2 separate regions of the Mus musculus genome follow, and region 2 is linked to region 1. A link is a loop called in an ENCODE intact Hi-C map of the cell type or tissue named here. Cell type or tissue: gastrocnemius. All regions are shown on one strand. Each heading gives the region's core, and the rest is flanking DNA. Links, peaks and the distances in the headings are about the cores only.

The links. A loop is a pair of places that touch in the nucleus more often than their neighbours do. Peaks named below come from ENCODE experiments on the same cell type or tissue, not always from the same donor. Only the 100,000 strongest peaks of a DNase experiment are listed, where the experiment ranks them.
Region 2: a loop joins it to region 1, with 2.4 times the contacts of the local background. A loop is called at or near these places in 5 of 42 quality-filtered maps.

Annotation. Positions count from the first base shown.
Region 1 is chr16:43,356,161-43,363,085 of GRCm38, reverse strand. All of the region lies in intron 4 of Zbtb20 (zinc finger and BTB domain containing 20), which reads right to left. All of the region lies in intron 1 of Gm9968 (predicted gene 9968), which reads left to right. Among named protein-coding and RNA genes, the nearest start is that of Gm9968, 4.0 kb to the left of the region's middle. In gastrocnemius, for the core only: no CTCF peak of the experiment used is centred there; a DNase peak (open chromatin) is centred at 3,359; H3K4me3 peaks cover 234 bases; H3K27ac peaks cover 1,651 bases.
Region 2 is chr16:43,570,296-43,577,220 of GRCm38, reverse strand. It overlaps Zbtb20 (zinc finger and BTB domain containing 20), which reads right to left. Exons shown (of 11, transcript NM_001285805.1): 7 at 5,430-5,487; 8 at 28-191. The coding sequence starts at 38. Among named protein-coding and RNA genes, the nearest start is that of Mir568, 67 kb to the left of the region's middle. In gastrocnemius, for the core only: a CTCF peak has its summit at 2,992 (motif pointing right); DNase peaks (open chromatin) are centred at 1,954, 2,600, 3,030 and 3,558; H3K4me3 peaks cover 789 bases; H3K27ac peaks cover 2,500 bases.

The sequences.
Region 1 (6,925 bases), core at 2,389-4,888:
TCTAGTCCTTCGACTCCTGTCCACATCACTAAGCGACTGCACAGCTTGGCACAGGCCAGGATGAGTCAGCAGTCTCTGGTCATGAGAGGCCAGGCCTGGAATAGCATTGGGGTGTGTGTGTGTGTTGGGGGTTGGGGGGGGGGGGAGGCAGGTCAGGAGCAAAATGAAGCAGAAAGCCAGCCTAGATGGCAGGACTCAACTGTGTAATATGCAGGATACTGCAGGTCACAATGAAAGAGCCTCATTAGCCCTGGGGTAAAGAATATAAAACTGCAGAAAGAACGGCCGTAAGAACAAAACAGACTCTGAAGGCTAAAGCATGCTGGTTATTATTACTACATGAGCACCTATTTATTCATGTGCTGTAAGTTCAAGTAAAAACAGGTAGTTCCATACTATATTGTTTTAGCATTCTGATATGTTTTCCAATTGCTAAGTAGCAAAACAAAAAAGCAAATATAGCCGTTATATAGAGAAGTAATATACTCTATAAAGTAGTTGTAAGAGTAACTGATACATCAAGGATGGATATTTGGGATGACTGCATCCTTTGTGTAGACACAAAATCATTAAGTCTACATCAAGTCTGACAGTAGAAAAGAGCTGAGAGGAAAGAGACACAGCAAGTTCAATGGTGCACACAGGGAGCACTGCATCGCGTCTAGTTCTACCCAATACGTATAGTATCCAGGACTCTGTTAGACAGTGACCGCCAGGATTCCGAAGCATCACTCCTGTGCTGTACACTATAATACAGCCAGAGGTAAGCCAAAAGAAAGGAGGGGTAAAATCTAAGTTAAAAAAAGAAATCAGTGATGGAGAGGCAAGCTGTGCTATAAATCAACTGATGAAAACTACCTAAAACAGACAGAAAGATACCAATGTAGGTAAGGCTCCTGAGCGGGAGACTGGGAACCCTCGACACGGAAGGGGAAAGTCCGGCTGTGGTTTGGAGCTGTGTAGCATGGGAAGCAGAATGAGCCTCCAGAGAAGAAAAACACTAGTGAACAACTTGAAGTTTGAAGGGGAGCCGCCAAGATCTAGAACACATTCTTAGCTTTTAGCTCTCAGAGGCACAAGGTTGTGTCTGTTAAGAAAACATGTATGACAGGCTATGTAGCTTCTGTCCCACAGCATGTCAGTAGAGTATCCTATCACATGTTCAATGAATTTCCTAGTCTGTTTCCTTCTCTTTGAAAGGGGGGTGACCGTATCATCCTAATTGGCGTTATAAAGGCTGAGTTGATGTTTATCTATTTTTGTCATGGTATGTCTGTCTGACGCCGAATACACCAGAAACTACTATTATCACTAGCATCACTTATCACCCTTATGTGCCCAGTCAGAGAAGCTCTGCCATTGGTGTCCCACCAGATTGAGTAGAACCAGAAGAAATACTACAGGAGATCAGTTGGATGTAGGGCTTACCATGCTGCTTTGAAGAGCTTGTTTTCATGTGGGATTTTCAGTGTTACAATGTGAATACGGGGGATGCTGATGATCTATTATGTGAAAACCTTGATTGGGGAATCCATGTTATCAAAGGAACTGGGAGCCTGACAGTGTCTAGTAACCAGAGGCCAAAAGAAAAAAAAAAATGAGGGAATTTTTAGAAGCTACTCCAAAAGCAACAGGATAAAAGTGCTATTGGCCTTGACCACATGATGAGGCTGTTTTACCAAAGGGGAAAACTTAGTCCAGTTGATTGTCCCAGCCTAATTGATTAATTGTGGGTCTGACCATCTGGCTGATGAATGCTGACACCCAGCAGTGATTACTGTGTAACACAAGTCCGGATGTGCTCTCCATGATGCCTCCCACATTAATGGTAACACTGACCCCCAGGTTAGTTTATTTAGGCCTCTTGGCTCAGTCTCTTCATGGAACAGTGGTTGTGGCAGGGAATATTTTACTAGACCTGGTCAAGCATATCTTCTTCTCCTGTTTCAGTGGCCGCTCCTTTCCAATTCCACCCCGATCCTCTCCTGAGCCCTCTCGCACATAATCGGTTTTCATGCAAAGCCCTCCATCTGCACTTTTCATCATGTGGCCGAGGCTCTCATCTCTGGTCGCTCTATTGTGAAGAAGGTTGTTGGACTGGCCTGCAAGGGGAGCCCATGGAGTCCTTTTCACTGTGTTATCTGGACTGGTTTACTATCACTTACTCATATGGTTACAAAACAGAAATTATTTCATCCAAATCTTGAAACTGAGCTAAAGTTCTACAATATTTCAATTCTGTATGAAGATTAAGAGAAGATAATTCTTACATCTTAAAGTTATTTGTCATTCTTAGATGTGTGCCATGGATAGGAACCATCCTTGTCCTGAAACTAACTTGAGATTTCAGGGAAGCATTTCTGAGTTAGAGAAACTGTATCAGGCTGAAGAAAATAGCAGGGTACAGTAAGCGTGCCACCTACAAACCACTCTACATCCGGACACAGCATGTACGCACAATTCCCTGGGCAAATCAGATTTGAACACATGCAAACTTTAGATATTACAAAAAGTTTATTTTCTTCTTCATTCTATTTGGTGGAGAGGTAGGGGACAGTAAGCCCACAGCAAATGGCTTGAAAAGCTTGTGTGAGGAGTCACAACGGACAGTCATCCTTTCTCTGTTCTTTTCCCATCCTGATTTCTACCTTGAAATCATCCGTCTCCTGGTCTCCACAGACACTGAACTCCTCTGTGTTTGGGCTGTATTGGTGTTAATTTTCAGCAGAGAGTGGTAGCAGCATGCTGAAATACAGAGTTCTGTGTGGGGAGTTGGGAAATATTTTTGGCATGGCTGTCAGTAAACAACTCTGTATCTTGGGCAAGTCAAGTCCCTTAACTCCCCATGTCTCAGTTTCTTCATTGAAAAATGATAGGGTAGGACTGCATGAACTCTGCTGTTTCTGCCAACAGTAAGATTCTATGGTTCTATAGCTCATTTCCCTTTTTCTCCCCTCTGGCATCAAATGCTCAACAACTCTGCATAAAATAATTTTTCTTTTTCAGTTACTGAAGGAAAAATATCTCCTTCATTTACTGCTGGGCATTTTCTATTTGTACCCCCTCTTTCTTTTTGATGTTAGATATTTTGAGTCATAAACATGAACATATTCAGATAGATGCTTTAAATTTGAAGGCATTTAAGGAGAATAGCTTTCCCATGTAGAACATTTAGTATAGCTCTGCATGGAGGAAGCCAGCCATCCAAAGTGGAGCAAAGGGGCCAATTCACAAATGAGAGGAAGCCTTTCATAATAAGAGTCTCCAGGCTCTTCAATTTAGATAAAGCTCAAATGCTATCAACTCCCAACTACGTTTCCAGTCAGCCCCAGACACCATCACAGACACTTAGGACTACAAATCTGAGGACCAACGCTGGCAGGGATGCCGCTCTTATTTCACCTCCACCATCCATTGCCAAGTAGGATTTAGGATGGCATAGTAATAAGAGCCAAGAGGACAATCTGTCATTTATTTTCCTCCAAACTTTTTGAAATTTCCCATTTGGGCTCTGTTTCCCAGTTTTAATTTGGTAACTGCCATTTTTCAGCATTTCTTTTAACAGGTTACTAATAATTTCTGATACAGGATCTCATATTTCATTTTCTGCTGCTAGAACTTGCTGTTAATATTTCATCTGCCTTCAACTCAGCTCAGAATAAAGGCTGCTACATTTTAGATACTCTGTTAACACTTAGGTTCTGGGAATTTCATCTCCAGAGTTCACTTAGTTTATCCATATCTGGTTAAGTAACAGGTTGATGGTACAGGCAGTATCTCAGGGTGTGCTGCTAAACATGTTGCAGATTCTTGTGGTAGCTCTTCTCCAAATCTCTGACTGAGAGACTGAAAATACCCTATTTGTTTTCCAAGGTAACTTATGATTGGCTTTTGGAAGCGGAGTGGTTTTGACAAGCTGTGGCTCACAGAAAGTTCTAGGTTAAATTTTTTGTTTGTTTGTTTGAAATTTGCTAGATATATCACCTGTGAGGCCAATCTCTTTTTCTATTTCAAGAGAGAGTCAAAGTATACATCTGTATTGCTATATGGATCCAATAAATTTAACTGCTGAAGATTACTGAATTCTCAATAAATAATAGCTATCATTAATAATTTATAAATTCACATTATATAATATTGGATTTTGACACATTTTCCAAGGTCAACAAATTAATCCAGATTTTTATTTTTTAATAACAAATTCACTGAGAACTAGAGTAAAATCCTTTAAAGTGTAGATCAGTAAAGTCATATGGTCAGACAGTGTTTATAGCATCACCGTTTGCTGCCTTTCTAGCTAACTAAATTCTCAAAACATTTTGTTCATCTAATATCCAGGTCCAATCTTAGTCTGACCTGTGAGGACATATGGACTTCCTCCAACCCTAAGCATCACAGATCATTTTAATGTTACTTCGGAGTGTATGAAGCAGGTTCCATCGGAAGAGAAAAAACACATTGCAGTAAAGAACTATTAACACTAATAGGTGACTAGAATAAGGGGAGAATACCTTAGAAGAATTAAAGATAACTCTAAACATGAAAGAACAGCAAATGTAAGGAATAGCCACTCCTTGTAGAGCTCACATAGCATGTTCAAGGAAAAGTTGTTTGTATTCTTAGACAACAATCCAGACCTTGCTGGGTACAAGTAAAATCTTTTAGGATTTGGATACAGACATTGTTCAACAAGGCACAGGCATTGTCTACTGAATGCCAGAAATGTGCCAGAGAGCTTTCTCAACAGAAATTGTTGGTACCTGTATTTTTGAGTGGCAGTAAAAGATATCCATGGGATAGAACCTCATGTATGTGTGCCTGCATGGTGTGTGCCAGGAGAAGTGGGCAGAGATCAGGTAGTGGGGTTGCTATCTGTACCTCAGCTGGAGCAAATAGATAGGAGTATGTTCCATACTGACAAACACTAGAAAAGTTATGCAAAAGAAAGAAGTCAGGTTCTGGAGAAATTGTGCACAATGCATTAGTCGGCCAATGGAGTAGATAGAGCCAGGAAGGAAGCCCTCTGTAGTATGTCTACTGGACTCTCAACTGACAAAGTACCTTCAGGCCAGTGGACAAAGGAAAATGCTTAACTTGATCTTAGCCACAAGTCTGAGAAATGATAAAGGAGAATACTTTAAAGAGTCACAATTTTTGTAGAGTAGGTAAGGAAGGGTGAATTTAGACTCAAAGGGTTGTTAGGGTTCAAATGAGAACTGTCTCCATAGGCTTGTGTACTGGAACACTGGGGTCCTTGCTGGTGACATTGTTTGGAAAGGTTATTTAGAACATTTGAGAGGTACAGCCTGGCTGGAGGAAATCCATCACTGGGGTGGGGTTGAGAGTTTATAGCCTTGCCCCACTTCCAGTTAGCCCTGTTTCCCTATAGGGGTTTGGATGGGATCTCTAAGCACAAATAAACTCTTTCTCCAGATGCCTTTGGTCATGGATTTTATCACAGCAATAGAAAATCAATGAAGGCGATTGGTAACAGACACAGGTATTATTTGCTCACACATTTCATGAAATAACTCACTTTGGACTTACGATCTAGTGTTCTTAATGTATTGCACTTTTATTTATGTTCATTAATGAACTGACTCCCTCTGTTCTGCTGGATAAATACTGTCAGAAGGAAGGGAAATAAGAGGCTACTAAATGGAAACCTATACATCACCAGTTTAAAAAAACTCAGTACTAATATTTGTACAGTTACCCTTCTCTCCCAGTGCTGCCCACACTTTTATGATTTACTTAAGGAAAAGGCCAAACAGAAATATGACAGTACTGATCTAACTCTGTGACCCAAATCAGCATCCCCTCCACACACCAGAATCCCAGTGATGTGGACTATTAGGACCATGACAAATAATTCAAAGTTGGAGAAAGGTAAAACCCACCTTAGGTCTCACTTTTTCTTTCTCTCCTAACTACAAATCAGTGTATTCTATGTTTCTGATATAATACTCTCCTACACTGTAAAACTTTTATTAAACAAAAAAGCACCAGGGAGTGAGCAGTTGGGTTCATTACTAAAGACACGTGATGATTACTGTTGGGATTAGCTTTAAACCAAGGTAGGAATATAGACTCCAACACAGTTCCCTTCTTCTGCTTGCTTTCCTAATGTAAGAAGGGTTTTGTTGTTGTTGGGTTTTTATTTTTTGGTTTTGTTTTGTTTTTGTTTTTGTTTTTGTTTTTTTGGTTAATAGAAGTTAGGTTTAAAAACCTCTGACATTAGAAAACTGCTTGCTTATTGTTTGAGCACAAATTCTAAGTGGATCAGTAGAGTGCTAAGGGAAGTGTACTTTGGGGAGGCTCATGCCTCACCCATAAGTCCATCTTTCCCTAGGCCTGGTCACAAGCAGTACTCATCTCACTGCAGTGGAATAGATCCCTTTTCATGTCATGTCTGAAAAACCAGGAGTAACATCCATCAAGACAAGGCTTTCTGGATCCCCTCACCATCCTCTCACAATCACATTGTGGGCATCTCTGTCAATCACAGGTGGGGATGCTTAAGGGCTTCTTTTGTTTGTGTTACATATAAATACCAAGGGAAGACACACTAACCCTGCATTGAGGCCCTCCCTCCACACCATGTTCACATACCTCTGAGTCAGTTCTCGAGTCAAGAAGAGATGATGCACACAGAGCATCATGAATCCCTGTAAAACGGGCTGGCAAGTCCATTTTATTTTCGTTTGCCCTTCTGTTCAGCTGGCTTCTCGGCTATGACCCACTCTACTTACCCTGTCGGCTGCTCTTGCTAGCAACATGCCTTTTTAATCAGCCTTCCTGGGGTCTGCATTTGATTACAGCATTTGTGTTCTATTTTGATTCTTTTGTACTGTGCCCTGTGGTGTTAGCTTGAAAGGTGTTATTTATAAAATGAAATTCTATTGTATTGCCACTTGGATTCAAA
Region 2 (6,925 bases), core at 1,652-4,151, 210 kb before region 1:
TCTGGAAAAATACTAGTGGAGGTTTACCGTTCTAGCATTTGTCAGGAAGCTTAGAGACAGGACCCGTGGAGTAATGGGAAGAACACTGGACTGGGAGTCAGGAGACTTGAGCTACGGAACTAGCTGTGCCTGCAACTTGCTGTGTGGCTTTGGGCACCTCACTTCACTTCTCTGGGCTTCAGTTTCCTCATCTGCAAAATAAAGGGCTTGGATTAGAAGGCCCTACACGCTCCTTCTAGCTTTAAATCTGTTACTATTAGTTTTATGTGAAAGCAACACAGAATTTCAAATCCTAGTCTCCATCTGCAGGCTGTCCAGAGGAAGGGGTAGTGGCAGAGGTGACTGTAAAGTAGGAAGTGAAAAGCGATTAAGATGGTGTAGGTTCTAAGAGGCAAAGATGAATGGTGTCTCACACATACCCTTCCCTCTCTCTCTCCATCCCAGCCTTAAGATTCTCCATGCTCTTTGGTTTAGTATAGGCTCCCAGAGTTTAGGAGCATGACTGGTATTTATGTGCCTTCTGAGGAAGAGATTGCTGATAGGGAGTAGAATGGTGGTGGTGTGATTTAGTGAGGAACAGAATGTGAAATAGTTCAGCTATCAGTCAGCCCAGGATCCTTTTCTCCATGACAATCAATGATAACTAGCAAATCGGCATTTATGTAGCGCATGGACACCCCAAAAGGGATGAGATCCTTCTTGAACATGTCCCCAGTTTCTGTGGCTTTGTGTCTTTTTCTATCACTATGCTACCATAGAGTATGGGTCCCCCCCCTTTTTTTGGATAGATTATGTGTGGTACATAATCTGTTGTAAATTGCTGTGTTTCCATGTTCTTGTTTCTATGAGCATGGCTTTGGACTTGTATACAGAATATTTCGTATTGAAATGTGTTGTACTGGGTAGTCAAATCTGCCCTCGCAGAATATGGTGTTATGATTAGTATGCTGTGTTTTTAGTCCAACAGGTTGTGAAATCAAATCTGTTTCTTCAGAGGGCATGAGGCAGAGACAGCGTGGTAAAGATGAGGATGGAGTTGGGGGCTTTCAGATATATTTCTCAGTGTGGAGAAAGCCAACATAACAGAAACAAGCCGCAGTGCCTTATTCATTGCTGATGGGGGTCTGGGGCTAACCCTCAAATCCTGTGCCTATCAGGACCCCCAAGGATCTGCTCTTCTGGTCTTTCAGATTCAGAAAGGATTAAAAATCAAAGTCTTCCCTGTCTAACTGCCCCCTCCCACTGTCTGTTTCCCCTGGAGAAGCAGTGTTTCCTCTGAGGGGCCTGTTTCTGCCACTGGGGCCTGCCATCGGCTGGAAGCCCCTTGCTCACTTTTCTCTTGCCCCGTGGCCAGCTTGCCCAGCTGTCTTCACCAGCCTGCTCCCTCTGCAGACGGCAGCCTCAATGCTTTCCCTACTGCGCTGCTGACTTATTCTCCTTCCTCCAAGACCCTAGCTCTGCTGCTTTCCAGTCACTCGATCCCGCAGCACCGTGGCAGCCTGGAATCTGAGGACAGTTCCTTATCTGCCCTACCTTATCTCATGGGCCATGTGTATTGGCTGCCTTGGTGTGCGTTTATCATTCCCAGGGGTCTGGAATGTACACTCTTGGCTCTTTACCTTTACTCATTACTGTCCTTGCTTTGAACTGCCTTTTCTCATCTCTGCCGATGAAATGAGAGGAACCTTCCTTCACACTTATTAAATGCCGTCTCTATGCTAGACTGCTGTGACTCCCCTCTTTCAGACAGGATGGCTCCTCTCTGCATCACTCTGAGATCCCTCAGTGGTTGCAGGATTCCTGCCTTACTCACTAACTCTTTATTTCACTAACAGTTCCGTGCTATTGGCTCTCAGAGAGAATGGGCTTTCTGTGGAAGGGGAGTGTCTTAGCAGTTGTCCCATTTCTGGTGTTCATCCCTTTCTTTACTCCGCCTTTCTGCTCCCCTCCCCCACTCCCCCATCCACACTCTCGGTACAGAGACTAAGTGGCTGTGATGTGCCACAGAGGCTGAGCAATCTTGGTCCTGTCCTCCTGGGGTTACTGCCTATTCCATAATTCCATACTGTGAACCATATACACAGCAGCCACTTGCGAACTGTTTGCTGACAGAATTAAATAGAGCTGAAATTTAAATATACTTGGAGACCAGTCCTAGTTTGAATCTCAATTAAGCTTCCTCATTTTATGCGGCAGGGGAATCAACCTGGATTGGTTGCTTTTTCATTGATTACAAGAAGAGTCTTTAGTAAGAGTGGCTGGTCCTTGTAAGTCACCTAAATATAGGGACAAAACACCAATGGCCATCATTATGTAGCAGAAAAAAAAATGGTCTCTATGTTTACAGACAAGGCCTCAGCTAGCTTTTGACATGTGGTTCATGGAATTAAGAGCACACTCTTGCACCAGTGTACTGCCAAGCCACCCATGAGGTCTAACTCTGGAGAAATTGCACGGCTTATGCCCTTACTTCTTGTCCTGAATTAGAGTTTGATGCATGCCTGATTTTCTGTGCCCCACCTATGTCCAGGACCACCTTTGGTGGCTGTCCATGGCCCAGGGACATTGTAGCCACCTCAGCGAGTAGAACACATTCAAACCCAACCTGCCTGGCCCCTTCCCTTCCTTGCTTCCTGCCAGTTCACTTCTCCTCTTACCACGGCAGTGCTCCAACGTCACAGACCAGAGCCCTGCACACTGTCCGTTGGAGCACTTCCTCTCCCATTCCAACCTCTTTTATAATTCTCTGGGATTCCTTTTTCTGAAGCCAAGAAGCGTTAACACAAAACAGCAGTCTGTCTGACATGCACAGGTGCTGTTCTATGACCAATTTTTTTTTCAGTTTGTGGTTTATTAAGGAGGAAAGAGCAAACTCTCTTGTAATTAACTGAAAATGCCTTCTTTGGTTGCATAAAGGGGATTGTATAAACATGGCACATCTGAGGACATGTCTGTACAAGTCTAAGTAGTTTGCACTATCCCCTGGCGCCTGTAGAGGGCAGCAGCACACTGGCTGACTCCAGGCAGTATTTTAGAGCCTAAACTACCAGAACCTTCCTCCTGGTCACCATGCCAAAGGCTGGTGTGCCAAGCTCTCTCTGGCCTGGCCTCTCAGTCTCTTTCAAGTTTGTTCTCTCCCCGCCTGCTGTGCATATTCATATTCTCTCTCTCTCTCTCTCTCTCTCTCTCTCTCTGTCTCTCTCTCTGTCTCTCTCTCTCTGTCTCTCTCTCTCTCTGTCTCTCTCTCTGTCTCTCTCTCTCTCTGTCTCTCTCTCTCTCTCTCTCTCTCTCTCTCTCTCTCTCTCTCTCTCTCAACTATACACTCTGATGAGGTTGTCCCTCAACCAGAAAATGAAAACTTCTACGTAGAAGTCAGAGAAGCCAACAACAACAACAAAGAAAAAACCCGGGGGAGAGGAGAAAGGGGCCGTGAGGGAGAGAGACTTCAGAACAAGAAAAGGGCAGATGTTTCGCAAATATATGCAAAGCAAAACTGGGTGTACCCTGAACACTTCTACAGAAAAACAGGCCAATCATTGTGCACTTCCTCCCGCCACACTGGTGCAGCTCTGCATTCAAAGAGAGAGAGAGAGAGAGAGAGAGAGAGAGAGAGAGAGAGAGAGAGAGAGAGAAGTGTGGCCGCAGGCACCCGCCTTTCAACGGTCAGTTCTGACATTCTGACTGAACATGTCCCAATTGTCCAAAGAACAAAAACATTTTCATCTCCCCACTGTGAACATTTTTGTTATGAGAAAAAGGCTGCTTTAAGAACCAGGAAGGCGTTTAAGGTGAAGGGCAGCTGAGCTGGCCGGCAGAACCTTCTGGTCTTTAACTCTCCCTGTGCTGGCCCCGGCAGTAAGTTGAGGGCTGAAACATAGCAGTGAGTGAGGCTGTGGAGGCTGCTGGCTCGTCCCAAACTAGACCATATTGTTTTTGCAGAGAAATATGCATTAAAACATATGGATGCGCTGTTAGGTATTAAGCCTGTTAAATGCACGGGAACAAGGCAGATCGGTGGTGTTGGATGTATACAGTTCACACTCCTTCGCACATATTGCACACATACAGTGGCAGAAGTGCTTTCTGCAACATATGGAAAAATAAATATTTTATCCATGCGAGCTCTTATCAGTCTCCAGGGTCTGTTGAGAGGCGAGTGCTCTCTTCCATCTTTCTCCCTCTCTCCTCCAATTCTCTCCTTCCACTGGGCTCCCACCCTCTGCTGCAGATTATGCTTTCCACTAATCAGCCTGGCTGGAGAGGAAAGAATTAGTCAGAACCTCCCTTTGATAAATAATTACGCAGTCGCGGGATCAAGATAATTGAGATCAGTGATGCCTTTCTTGGCCTTTCTGGAGTCGGAACCATTTCCTTACTTACTCTGCTGTTTAACTGTAGAGTGTCTGCGGACAGACGGAGAGGGACGAAGGAAAAAGCCACCGACACTCCCACCTAGGGAGGGGAATTTAGGAAAACTGAGCTCCACTAGCTAGCAGCCTTGTGCCCGAGGCAGGTTATTTTGCATCTTTGAGGCCTTATCTTCCCTATCTGTAAAATGGGAACAGCAATGCCTTCCAGCTATGGGCTGTGATTAAGAATAAAGGAGACGAGCCAGGTTGTGTTTAGCACAGTGCTGGTCCAGAACCAAGTGCTGGAGAATGGGGCTTTTTGAAAAATATTAGTCCTGTGGTGTTCATGTTAGCTATATAAGTAAGATCTTCATCTTAGCAGTATTTTGAATATCTGGTTCAGGGGCTAACTGCCATCAATGGAGAAGGAATGTTAACTGCCCCCTTCTGTTCACATGCCTGTCATTGCTGTAGCTGTGTGGACAGTCCCTTGGAGCTGAGGGTCAAGCAAGCTGCGGCGGGCCATGAGCCTGAACAACACTGTGGCTATTCATGGACACCACCTACGGGACTCTGGGTTATCGCGCCTTCTTACCATTCAGCCTTTCAAGACATGGCCCAGTATTCTAACATTAGTTTAAAATGTTTTCATGATTAAAACATTTTATTATCTCAATCTTTCCCCCCTTTCTTCTTGGCAGGGCTGATTTGAAATATTTTTTCAGTGTCTTTCCTCCCTCACAATAGTCAGGATCCTGGCAGGAAATAAATGGCACATATAAAGGTTTTAACTGAAGGGAGTTGAATGGAGGGGACCATGTCTGAGGTGTGGGTGAGACTAAGGGATGCTCAAAGCATGGTGAAGACACGGGAGAGAGACAACGAAGAGTTGTTGATCTCATCTTTGAATCAGTTAAACTGGAAGGCAAGAGCGGTACCTTCTCTGAAGGAGCAGGATGGCCCTAGGGTGGGGTCTTACAGTCTGACTTGGAGAGCATGGGCTCTGGAGTCCCGAGAGGTCGCTGGGTCATGCATTAGGACAGGGAATGGGAGATGGGGTGGCAAGATTCGTCAGCGTACCTACTGCTTCCCTTTCGCATTTGCATTTCCTTCACCCTGTTCCTCTCAATTATACTTTCTGGAAGGAAAAAGCAAAATAAAATCAGATCAGTCCTCTGTTAGCTTCCATGAACCTATTTTGTCTGTTTGCCATTTATAGAGCCGGCAAACTGAATAAGTGAGGCTTTGTTTGTGTTCTTTGCTACACTTCGCGGTGCCCAGAATAGTGACACCCACTGAGCGCTCAGTACATCTCAGTGGATTGAGTAGACATACTCATCTCTGCCGTGCCAGACCCTATATATACACCATCTCATTTAATTATCACAACAGTGAGTGTCAGCAGGCAGCCCTGCGCATGTGTACAGGTAATGTGTTCAAATCAGCACTGCTTCATCATTACCTCACAAATGGCGAGAACAGGTACAGAGCACACGCAGCCCCAGGAAGGACACACTGCTTCAAAGTTCATGTTTATATCCTTCCCACCTTAGGAATTATGTCTTTTGTGTGTGTAAGGAAGCAGTTTTCTGAACAGCAGAGACTATTGGGTTGTAACTCAGTCTGCCCTGTCTCTGCAGCTCAGGAGAAGGCAAAATATTTTTCTGTGACAATAACATGTGACTGTAGCTTTCCTTGCAATTTCTAAGAAGGATTAGACCCCAGTTGTTAGGTCTGAGTTCTCTGCAGCACGAGAATGTAGGAGCAGCGAAGAATACACACACCGTGCTACCCTAGCAGTGCTGCAGTGCTGACACAGGCTTTACTCTGTGCTGAAGGAAAATTCCGATGTGAGAAGCGTGCACGTCTTGTACTTGAACGTAAGGATAAAGTCTGCAAGTAAGTTCTCTGTGTGACTACACTGAAGAAGCAATGTGTGGTCTCCTCTCATGCCATCAATCCGCAGTCCTCACTGTCCTTCATGCCCGTCTTGGCCAGCCAGGCCTGCCCATCACCTATATGCCAGCTATCAGCAACTACCATCCACGACACCAAACACATTATAGGTAAAAACACGCAAAACAAAATTCTAGCTTCATTTCTTTGGTTTTGAGGTATGTTAGAACAACTAAAGACAAAGGTAGGTACTATGGATGTAAAAGTCCTACCTGGTACCTAAGAAGATTATTAGCTTCCCATGTTTAGTGTTTTCCAGTAACAGAGACTTAAGTAAAAAAAAAGCATTATCCCATTATATGCCTCATACTGTACAGAAAAACTTGTAAGTACAATTAAAATGAGATTTCATGCGTAATTATTTTGTATGCATGGCTTCTAAACAATTCACATCTTTAGCCTTTCTTAGTATAAAAAAGCATATATTCATCTATTAGTTTCAATATAGTTAATAAATTTTCATTATTTTCCTGTGGATGTTGAATCTCCTGCCCTATCTTATTTGTGCACACTTTCCTGTGAAGGCTGTATTTAAACATAAATGCCCAGTGTACAAGGAACCCAATCAGCTACACAGAGCCATGCATCCAGAGGACAGAGCAGAGCTGGCAGGATGGGCT